2 separate regions of the Homo sapiens genome follow, and region 2 is linked to region 1. A link is a contact called in ENCODE Hi-C or POLR2A ChIA-PET data. All regions are on one chromosome and are shown on one strand. The core of a region is the stretch at or near the end of the contact, and the rest is flanking DNA. Distances in the headings are between cores, read along the strand shown.

What was found. A loop is a pair of places that touch in the nucleus more often than their neighbours do. ChIA-PET counts read pairs that join two places held with the same protein, here RNA polymerase II (POLR2A). Pooled maps may share reads with other maps.
Region 2: a map of endothelial cell of umbilical vein shows a loop between it and region 1 (2.1-fold over the local background). The contact joins two enhancer-like sites. A Hi-C loop is called at or near these places in 13 of 168 maps with a recorded cell type or tissue (CD8-positive, alpha-beta T cell, IMR-90, Right ventricle myocardium superior and 6 more) and 8 of 50 pooled maps. POLR2A ChIA-PET finds 5 or more read pairs at or near these places in 1 of 52 experiments (activated naive CD4-positive, alpha-beta T cell).

The regions. Positions count from the first base shown.
Region 1 is chr2:54,357,865-54,362,004 of GRCh38, reverse strand. It overlaps CIMIP6 (ciliary microtubule inner protein 6), which reads right to left. Exons shown (of 5, transcript NM_001100396.2): 4 at 2,931-3,046; 5 at 424-1,802. The coding sequence ends at 1,443. Among named protein-coding and RNA genes, the nearest start is that of CIMIP6, 29 kb to the right of the region's middle. Within about 2 kb of position 1,709, at least 13 of the 41 ENCODE cell types and tissues checked have a DNase peak (open chromatin) inside an H3K27ac peak, as active enhancers do; they include endothelial cell of umbilical vein and heart right ventricle, where a contact is called at or near this core.
Region 2 is chr2:54,414,832-54,419,220 of GRCh38, reverse strand. No RefSeq gene overlaps it. Among named protein-coding and RNA genes, the nearest start is that of SPTBN1, 39 kb to the left of the region's middle. Within about 2 kb of position 2,935, at least 11 of the 41 ENCODE cell types and tissues checked have a DNase peak (open chromatin) inside an H3K27ac peak, as active enhancers do; they include endothelial cell of umbilical vein and heart right ventricle, where a contact is called at or near this core.

The DNA.
Region 1 (4,140 bases), core at 460-2,959:
CAGAGGCAAATTTTCTTGCTATCTTCCTGGTTATATGAGTGGAGTGGAGTCTGCCTTGTACTGACAGGCCAGCCATTTGAGAGTTCTAGCTTTATGCAGATTTCAATTCTATCTTTCTACTTTGGAGGACATAAGTTTCCATCCCTGTTCCAATGAGGATAAAAATTCAAGTCCCTAGGCTTTAAGACCTTTTTCCAAACATGCTAACAACCTCTCCCTTCCCTGTCTTCATACCAAAACTTGCATTCTAATTTTTCCAATTTTATAGTAGTATACCTATGGTGTTGAAGACTATGGAGCTATTAAAATAACAAGGTTGCCTACATATGTTGACAAGGAAAGATCTCCAAGATATACATTGGAGATATATATGTGGCAAGAACTAGAAGTCCCCAACACAAAAAAATATAATGACATTCATTATTTTGCAGTTTATCACAATTTCTTTAATGGAGAATAAATGGATAAAGATATAGCTGTAGTCTTATCAATACTGCAGATAATAGTGAGCAGCTGATATTTCCCAATGGAAATTTGTAAATACTCTTTATAACAGAGGAATACTCCACCTACTTCCACTTGTATGCAATATAACATATCTTATAATAGATACATTTTGGCACACCAAACACACCAAATTGGAAGTAGAATTAATCCTTACCAAACTCATCCAAAAAGCAAAGGTTGAGTTGGTGCTAGAAATGATCTGAGTAAAATAGAAAACAATTTAGAAAATACTTCAATATTCTAAGTACCCATATGTCTTTGAATTAAGTGTGTATGTGTCTGTGCATCTTGTACTGGCAGAAGTATTTTTAGATTTTCACACTTTTAATTATATATGGAGGAGTTCTAAGTTTTAGAATAATGAGGAAAAATTAAATATATAAGAGAACATTATCCTTAAATTGAAAATTGAATTATAGTAGCAGTGATGATATGATTACATTGACCACTTACTGATCAATGTGCATAATCACATCCTCAATAATCTTACGAAGTTGCTATTTTCCTAATTTTACAGTTGAGAAAACTGAAGTCTAGAGAGGTTAAGTTACTTACCCAAGGTCACACAGCTCAAGGAATGAAGTGAAGCCAACATTCCAACTCTAGTTTGTTTGATTCCAAAGCTGTCCACTCATGTCTAACAGGGCCTCTCTTCTAAAAGTATTATATTTGTTAATTACGATCATGTGTTGTGCAAAACAAAGTTGTGTTCATAAAGAATGTGACATAGAAATAATGTCTCACTCCACTTATTGGAGACCACTCTTATTAATAACATTTGGTTGTATTTTAATTGTCTTTTTTCTCTTTTTCCATTTACATAAATTGTATGTTCTGAAGTTACTGATAACAGAAAAGTAAATGTGAGGGCCAAGATGATGATTGTGAAATTTCCCTATATTCCAGGGATTAGATTTTTATCTGAAGAAGGTAATTTATTCTGATTTTTTAATTGGTGGATTTAAAGGCTTGTGCCTAGTGAAAAGAGCATCTCCTACAGTTGTTTGAGTGGCGCCTGAGGTCTTTTCTCTGCTCTCAGGAGTGCTGGGGCATGCCTTGGCTGCCTGTCTGACGTCTGTTTCTGATAAGTGAGTTTTAGGCTCTAACAGCTCCTGAGAATTTTGTTGGCAGAGACCTGGTGAGATCATTCTGCTTTCCGCTGAGTTTCCTTTCTCTGTTTTTTTGGACTGTTCTGATGAACGTGACCCTGGAGTGTTCAGTAATACCTCTGCTCCTTTAGGAACTGTTGGCCTACTGCCTGGTTTTATCTCTCTCTGTACAAAAGCTCCGTGTCTCTGGAAAAGAAAACAAAGTCGACATTAACCAGGAGAACGCAGATTGCTGGAAGATGCAGCTGTGAACTGAATTTGTGCGTTAGCTCAAGTCCTAGTCAGTGATGCAGGCACTTCTCTGCCTCTTCATTGGTGTCACCTCAGTCCCAAACTAGACACCACCATATATGGGTGAACCTTTTAAATTATAAAATAGGGTGCATCAGAAAATGAACAGGAAGGAAAAAGGCAGAATGTCAAAGAAGTAGCAGCTCATCTCCCATTCTCAACTTTTTTATCATTTGGACTGTTTAAGACTATTCACATCAAATTTCATTTCTTGCTCTAAAGATTGCTATGGATACAACAAAAACTACAGTTCATAGACCTAAGAATTTATGATTGCATCCCAAATGCCTATTAACGCTGATGAAAAGCTAAGTAATAATAAAATATGAAAGCAAACATCTATAGTTGGAAAAAAATCCAATAATTGACAATTACATTTCTATTTGGCTTTATAAACCTTACATGCATCTCCCTGCCACACACATGTATTAAGCATATCAAAACATTTGTCAAACTGCTTTGATATTATTACTATTATTATTATTATTATTATTATTATTGTTATTAGAAATGAGACTTGCTATGTTGCCCAGGCTGGCCTCAAACTCAAGTGATCCTCCTACCTCAGCTTCCAGAGTAGCTGGGACTACAGGCGTCAAGTCACTGTGCCCAGCATGCTTTGATATTATTTTACACAAATTATTTCAATAATTTAAGTAGACCAAATTCCAAAGACTGATTCAAATTATTATGTTTGGATTGATTGATTGAGATGAGGTTTCATTGTGTCACCCAGGCTGGAATGCAGTGGTGCAATTACGGCTCACTGCAGCCTCGAACTCCTGGGCTCAAGCAACTCTCCCACCTCACCCACCTGAGTAGCTGGGACTACAGGTGGCACCACCATACCAGGATAGTATTATTCCTTACATTTTACTATGGTATGTGGCTAACATTCTATCCTATTAATAACTGAAGTAGTTTGTTTAAATAGACAGAAAGATAATTATGACTTGAAAAAGCTTAAAGTTCTACAAATCTACTCTGTCTTAAAGTATTAAATAATTCTAAATACTGCCTCACCTTTCCCTGGAGAGGCTCATTCGGAGTTTTTCTGGCATCATATTGATGTATAAAAGAGATGTATTCTATAAAATTGTTTTGAAGTTCTGCTGATGTACCAGGAGAGGCAAGTGGTACTAAAAAAAAGATTTTGTGAAGTCAGGACAAAAAATTAGATTTGTTTATGGACATATAATCAGTATTAATAATATAAAATATGGTAACAAAACTAAATTCTTGAAGTATGCAAGATTATTTACACAATCTAAATAATAAATAGAATGGATTCACCATTCTTTCTTCATGAAAAGAGCCAAATCAAAACAACCAAATTAGCCCCACGTGTGGAATTATTAGTAATTTTTAAAACTAAAATTAATATTAATACAACAATATGGTCAGGCATGGTGGCTCATTCCTGTAATCCCAGCATGCCCTGGGAGGAGGCCAAGACAGGAGGATTGCTTGAGCCCAGGAGTTTGAGGACTAGCCTGGGGAACATGGTGAAACCCCATCTCTACAAAAAATAAGCCAGGCGTGGTGGCATGTGCCTATAATCCCAGCTGTTTGGAAGGCTGAGGTGGGAGGATCGCTTGAGCCCAAAAGTTCAAGGCTGCAGTGAGCCATGACTGCACCACTGTGCTTCAGCCTGGGCGAAAGAGAGATCTTGTCTCATTAAGGAAAAAAAAAAAAATTGTTAGATATGCTTTTTACACAGATACCAATACATTTTAGGGAAAACATAACTATAATTTGTTAACTTTTCACGACTAGAAAGAGTATGAGAAATTCTATGTTGAATCTATAGTTTGGCCAGTGGCTGTGGCCACAGGGTAGAAATTGTATGCCGAAGCTAGCACTAATGGAATTGGAAGACTCTAGGGCTGCTGCAGTTGTAGTTGAACACATAATTCTTTTCATTTCGCCCAATAACAGGGGTTCTGAAAAATTTGCAAGAGTATGAAATCCTTTAAAAATCACTTCTAAATAATCTTTCAATCTGGGTGATGAGTATATGAGTTCATTATATTGGTCTGTGCTCCATGTATGTTTAACATCTTAAATAATTTTTAAAACTCAGTTTTACTTTCAGCAGAGAAGGTTATTTAAAGATCAGAGCAACTTTCAGTACTGTTGCTGGCAATAAAAAAAGTTTAGTGAAGTAAAATTCTATCAAGGACAAAAATTTCTCCCTTAAAAAATATGTATGTGGCTGGGCGCAGTAGCCCAC
Region 2 (4,389 bases), core at 1,686-4,185, 56 kb before region 1:
CCCACCCAACAGGCCCTGGTGTGTGTTATTCCCCTCCCTGTGTCCATATGTTCTCAATGTTCAACTCCCACTTATGAGTGAGAACATATAGTGTTTGGTTTCCTGTTCCTGTGTTAGTTTGCTGAGGATGATGGCTTCCAGCTTCATCCACGTCCCTGCAAAGGACATGATCTCATTCCTTCTTATGCGTGCATAGTATTCCATGGTGTATATGTACCACATTTTCTTCATCCAGTCTATCACTGATGGGCATTTAGGTTGGTTCCATGTTATTAAGTGTAATTTTCAAAAGGGTAAAATCATCTCTCTCAGGAAAATAGAATATGAATACCTGTCAAAGAATGTATTTATTGAGGTGAACGTTAAGATGTTAAAACTGATTCAAAAAGCATTTGAGATTATGTGTGTGTAAAATTTAATTTAAAAATATTATAAGATTGATGAGTTAAAACTGGTTGGTGTCCAACAGGACAGTAAACTAATCTTTGTGCTTATTGGCTCTATTGCACAGAAACTATTTGCATCTTTACCAGACAAAAATTTTTAAGTTAACCTCTGCACCTATGGAGTGTAAAGTCAGTAGAAAATTAAGCTCAATACTGCACTGAAAGAAGACCCAATAATCAGTAATATTTTCTGCCTATTTTCAAATGTCAGATAATTTTTCTGACATATATGTGTTTTTTATATATATATAAATAATAGTGGTTAACATTTCTTGAACACGACTATGTGCTGGGCAACACTTAACATGTTCTATCTCTTTGGATACTCATTACAACCCTATGGGGTAGGCATTTTTATTATCCCCATCTTACAGGAGAGAAGACTGAGGCTCTTCTTAACCAGCCTAAGGTCGCAGAGCTAAGCGGCAAGAGTGGTGATTAAACTGAGGTCTGACTCTAAAATCTTTGTTTCAGTTCCTAAGTTATTAATACTATTATTATTATTATTATTATTATTATTAGAGGTCAAAAGGAATCAAGAATGTGAAAGTGCTTTAAAGACTGCAAATATACTATAAGTTGCAAGGCGCTCTTGTTAAATCTAGATCACTACTAAAGAGTAAGGCAGTGAGAGTTACTGCTGCATCATTGTGGAGGGAGCAGTGTTCATTATGGAAAAGGTCGGCTGTCCTGGAAATGCCTATGAGACTATCTCGACTCTGTTCCCTTGAGCTGAATTGGTTTTACTTAACTCAGACTACTTTTCTCTCTTTTTTTTTTTGGAGGGTGGATTTCATTAAGAGAGTCTCTTGGCCTATTTTTGATTAAATGCATGGAGAGGTATCCACTATGAAACCCTTCCTCGCTTTTCTTTGTGTTTTCTTTTCTCAGCTTAGTAGAGTGAAAAGAACACAGGTCTCCGGGCTAGACAGGCCTGAGGCTGAATTTCAGCATCATGATTGACTAATGTTAATACTTGGAGCAAATCACTTAGCCCAGCTTATCTTAAAACCTGCCCAACTGCACCAAAATCACTTGAGGGAGAACATAATGTTCATTCAGAAGCAGGGAAGGGGAATCATTTCCTTGTTGGTAAAAGAACAATATTATTATCTACCTTCAAAGTATTTTGAGAATTGACATCTAGTAGGACATCAGAAATGTTAGTTCTAGCCTGGGCAACATAACAAGATCTCTATCAAAAATTTAAAGAAATAAAAAATTAGCCAGGCATGGTGGCACATACCTGTTGTCCCAGCTACTCTGGAGGATGAGGCAGGAGGATTGCTCGGGCCTGGGAGGCTGTGAGCTGTGATCATGCCACTGCAGTTCAGCCTGGGTGACAGAGAAAGACCCTGTCTCAAAAGAAAAAAAAAAGAAGAAAAAAGAGAAATGTTAGTTCTGTTCTTCCCATCTTCTTTCTTTGTTATTTATTTATTTATTTATAATTTTTTCTCCAGTCTGTAGAACCTGTGAACTTCCCATCTTCTTTCTAAAGAAGTCTTACTAATTTGCCATTCGTCTCTCCTCCTGGCCCCTCCTACTTCTGTTTCCTTTCCTCTATTCCCCTCCTTTCCCATCTCCTTCCCATCTTTTTTTCTCCTCTTATCCCCTCCATTTCCCTCCCCTCCCTCCTTGGATCCCCACTTCTCTTCCTGTGCCCCCAACTCTTCTCCCCTTCCTTCCCTTCTGTGCTTTCTCATCTCCTCTTGTCCCTTTCCCTTTCCCTCCCTTTTCTTTCTCTTCCCTCAAGGATCCTGAGACCAGAATCTCCTAAATAGTGAGACCTTATTTTCACCTTACTAATGTAGAGAAACTATGGACTGAAATCTGGAAGGACCTGCTGTGACCTCTTTCTATTCCAACTCTCACTTCATCCATGAGAGGACTGAGAACCAAGGAGGTTAAACCCAAACCCAGATACCCTGACTTCTGGTCAGTGCTCCTCCTAATACATCACCAAGTCCCCTCTGTGTCTATTCTATCAACGCGACGTGATGGCTCCTCCCCATCTTCACTTAGCAGTTTATCAGGAGGCTGGGAAATACAGAGAGATGAATCATTGCTGTAGTTTGTTCCTGAAGAGTGAGGTAAGGTCTTGTAACTTCTGAGGCTACCAGAGAGAATGCACCACGGCACATAAAACAAAAAGGTCAAATGTCACCATCAAATGTGCAGTGTCCTCCCTAGCTGGTCAGGAAAAGGAGGCCTATACAAATGGCAAGGAAAATAATCTGTGGTCATTTCCACAGAGAACCACAGCTTTTACACTTCCGCTTAATGTCCCTGGAAAAAGAACAAAACAGCGTCCTGCAGGAGATAAGTCTGGTGAGGAAAACAGATAATAAGCTTGGTGAAAGCAGCCAGAGACCCAGCCACCACACAATGCCTCCTCCAAGTTCCTTAGTGGAAAAATTAAAGGCAGCACCAGACTTCCTTTGCGTGCATTAGCAGAGGAAGAGGTGCTTCCTGGTCCTGCCCCACTCTCTCCTCACACCGGTTCCACCGGTCCTGTGGTCTTGGCTCTAAATGTCAGGGAGGGAAGCTGGAAGTGGGTGCTAAGGTGGTACTCACCTCAGGAAGGGAGGGACTAAATTAGAAGGGTTGGGTCTCACAGAGTGAGCTACGTGTTCTGTAAGGCAGATTCCTTAGTTTTGCATGACAGTGTTGAATTCCCATTTGTATGTCTGAACTTTTAATAGAGTGGTGTTTACTGGCCTTCCGTCTGTTGCACTCTGGGGAGGGCTAGTGTCCCTATGCGGGGCCAGGGCATTAGAGAGGGCATGGCCCCTGCTTACTCAGGCTCAGGAGGACAGCAGGGATTAGGGCAGAGAAGGGGAAGAAGAGGCAGTTCTCTAGAGACAAGAGGTAGGTTGGTAGTTGTCAAGGGCTGGAAGGAATGGGGAATGACTGGTAATGGATTTCTTTTTGGGTTGATGAAAATATTCTGGAATTAGATGGAGGTGATAGTTTCACAACTTCATGAATATATTAAAACCACTGACTTGTGTGCTTTCAATGTGTGAATTTTATGGTGTGTTAATTACATTTAAATAAAAGAAATGTGATGATAACAAAGAAGGAATGGTGAATTTTGGAGCAATGCTAAGTGCTGTCAGGACCAGCTGCTCTCCCCCAGGTATCCTGCCTGCATTTCATAAACATTTTTAAGTGTCATATATTTTCATAATTTTCATTCTTGTAGTGGAATTATGGTCCACTGTGTACCACAATTCACAAAGAGATATCTCCAAGTTGGTCATTTAGGAATGTTTCTTTTTTTGCTGTTATAGGTGTCAAACAAGGGCAATAGAGCTCTGTTTTCACTCTGCCGCAAATCTTGGTTTTTCACAAACCTTCTCTGGAATTTATATTCCCACACTACTGTGAATATATAGTTAAATTGTTTGCTATTTTAATTCTTGGTGCCTTTTTCCCCATAGTTTTACATGGTCTCCTTCATAATCTTTTCTCAACTCTGCCAGCTCTCTGCTTACCTACCTCACCCACCTCATCATGAAAATCAAGCTCTTCTGACCTCATCTATGTTTCCACTGCTGGACTTACAGCACTGTTTTGTAATGTATTTACCCACCTGGCTCCTTTGCCAGACTGTGAGCCCCCTGAGGTCACACACAGTGTCTTATTAATTTCTGACTCCCTGTTGCCTTTGCTTGGCAGAAGGAAGGTGTAAAATATATGTTAATTGGATTTAATTGAATTGCTGAGGCTCTGAAGAACAGTGTGGAGTCTGTCCCTTTGCTTCGGTTGAATTACTATCCTTAGTGCCAATTACAAGAACTGGAATTGCTGGGCCAAAGGGCATGGATGTTTCTCCATGCTTGCCATATTGCTTTCTCAAAAGTGGTACTAATTTGTAGTGCCACCTGAAATGGATGAGTGCGCCAATAGCGCTGTCACCTTGCCAACCCATCATTTTTCA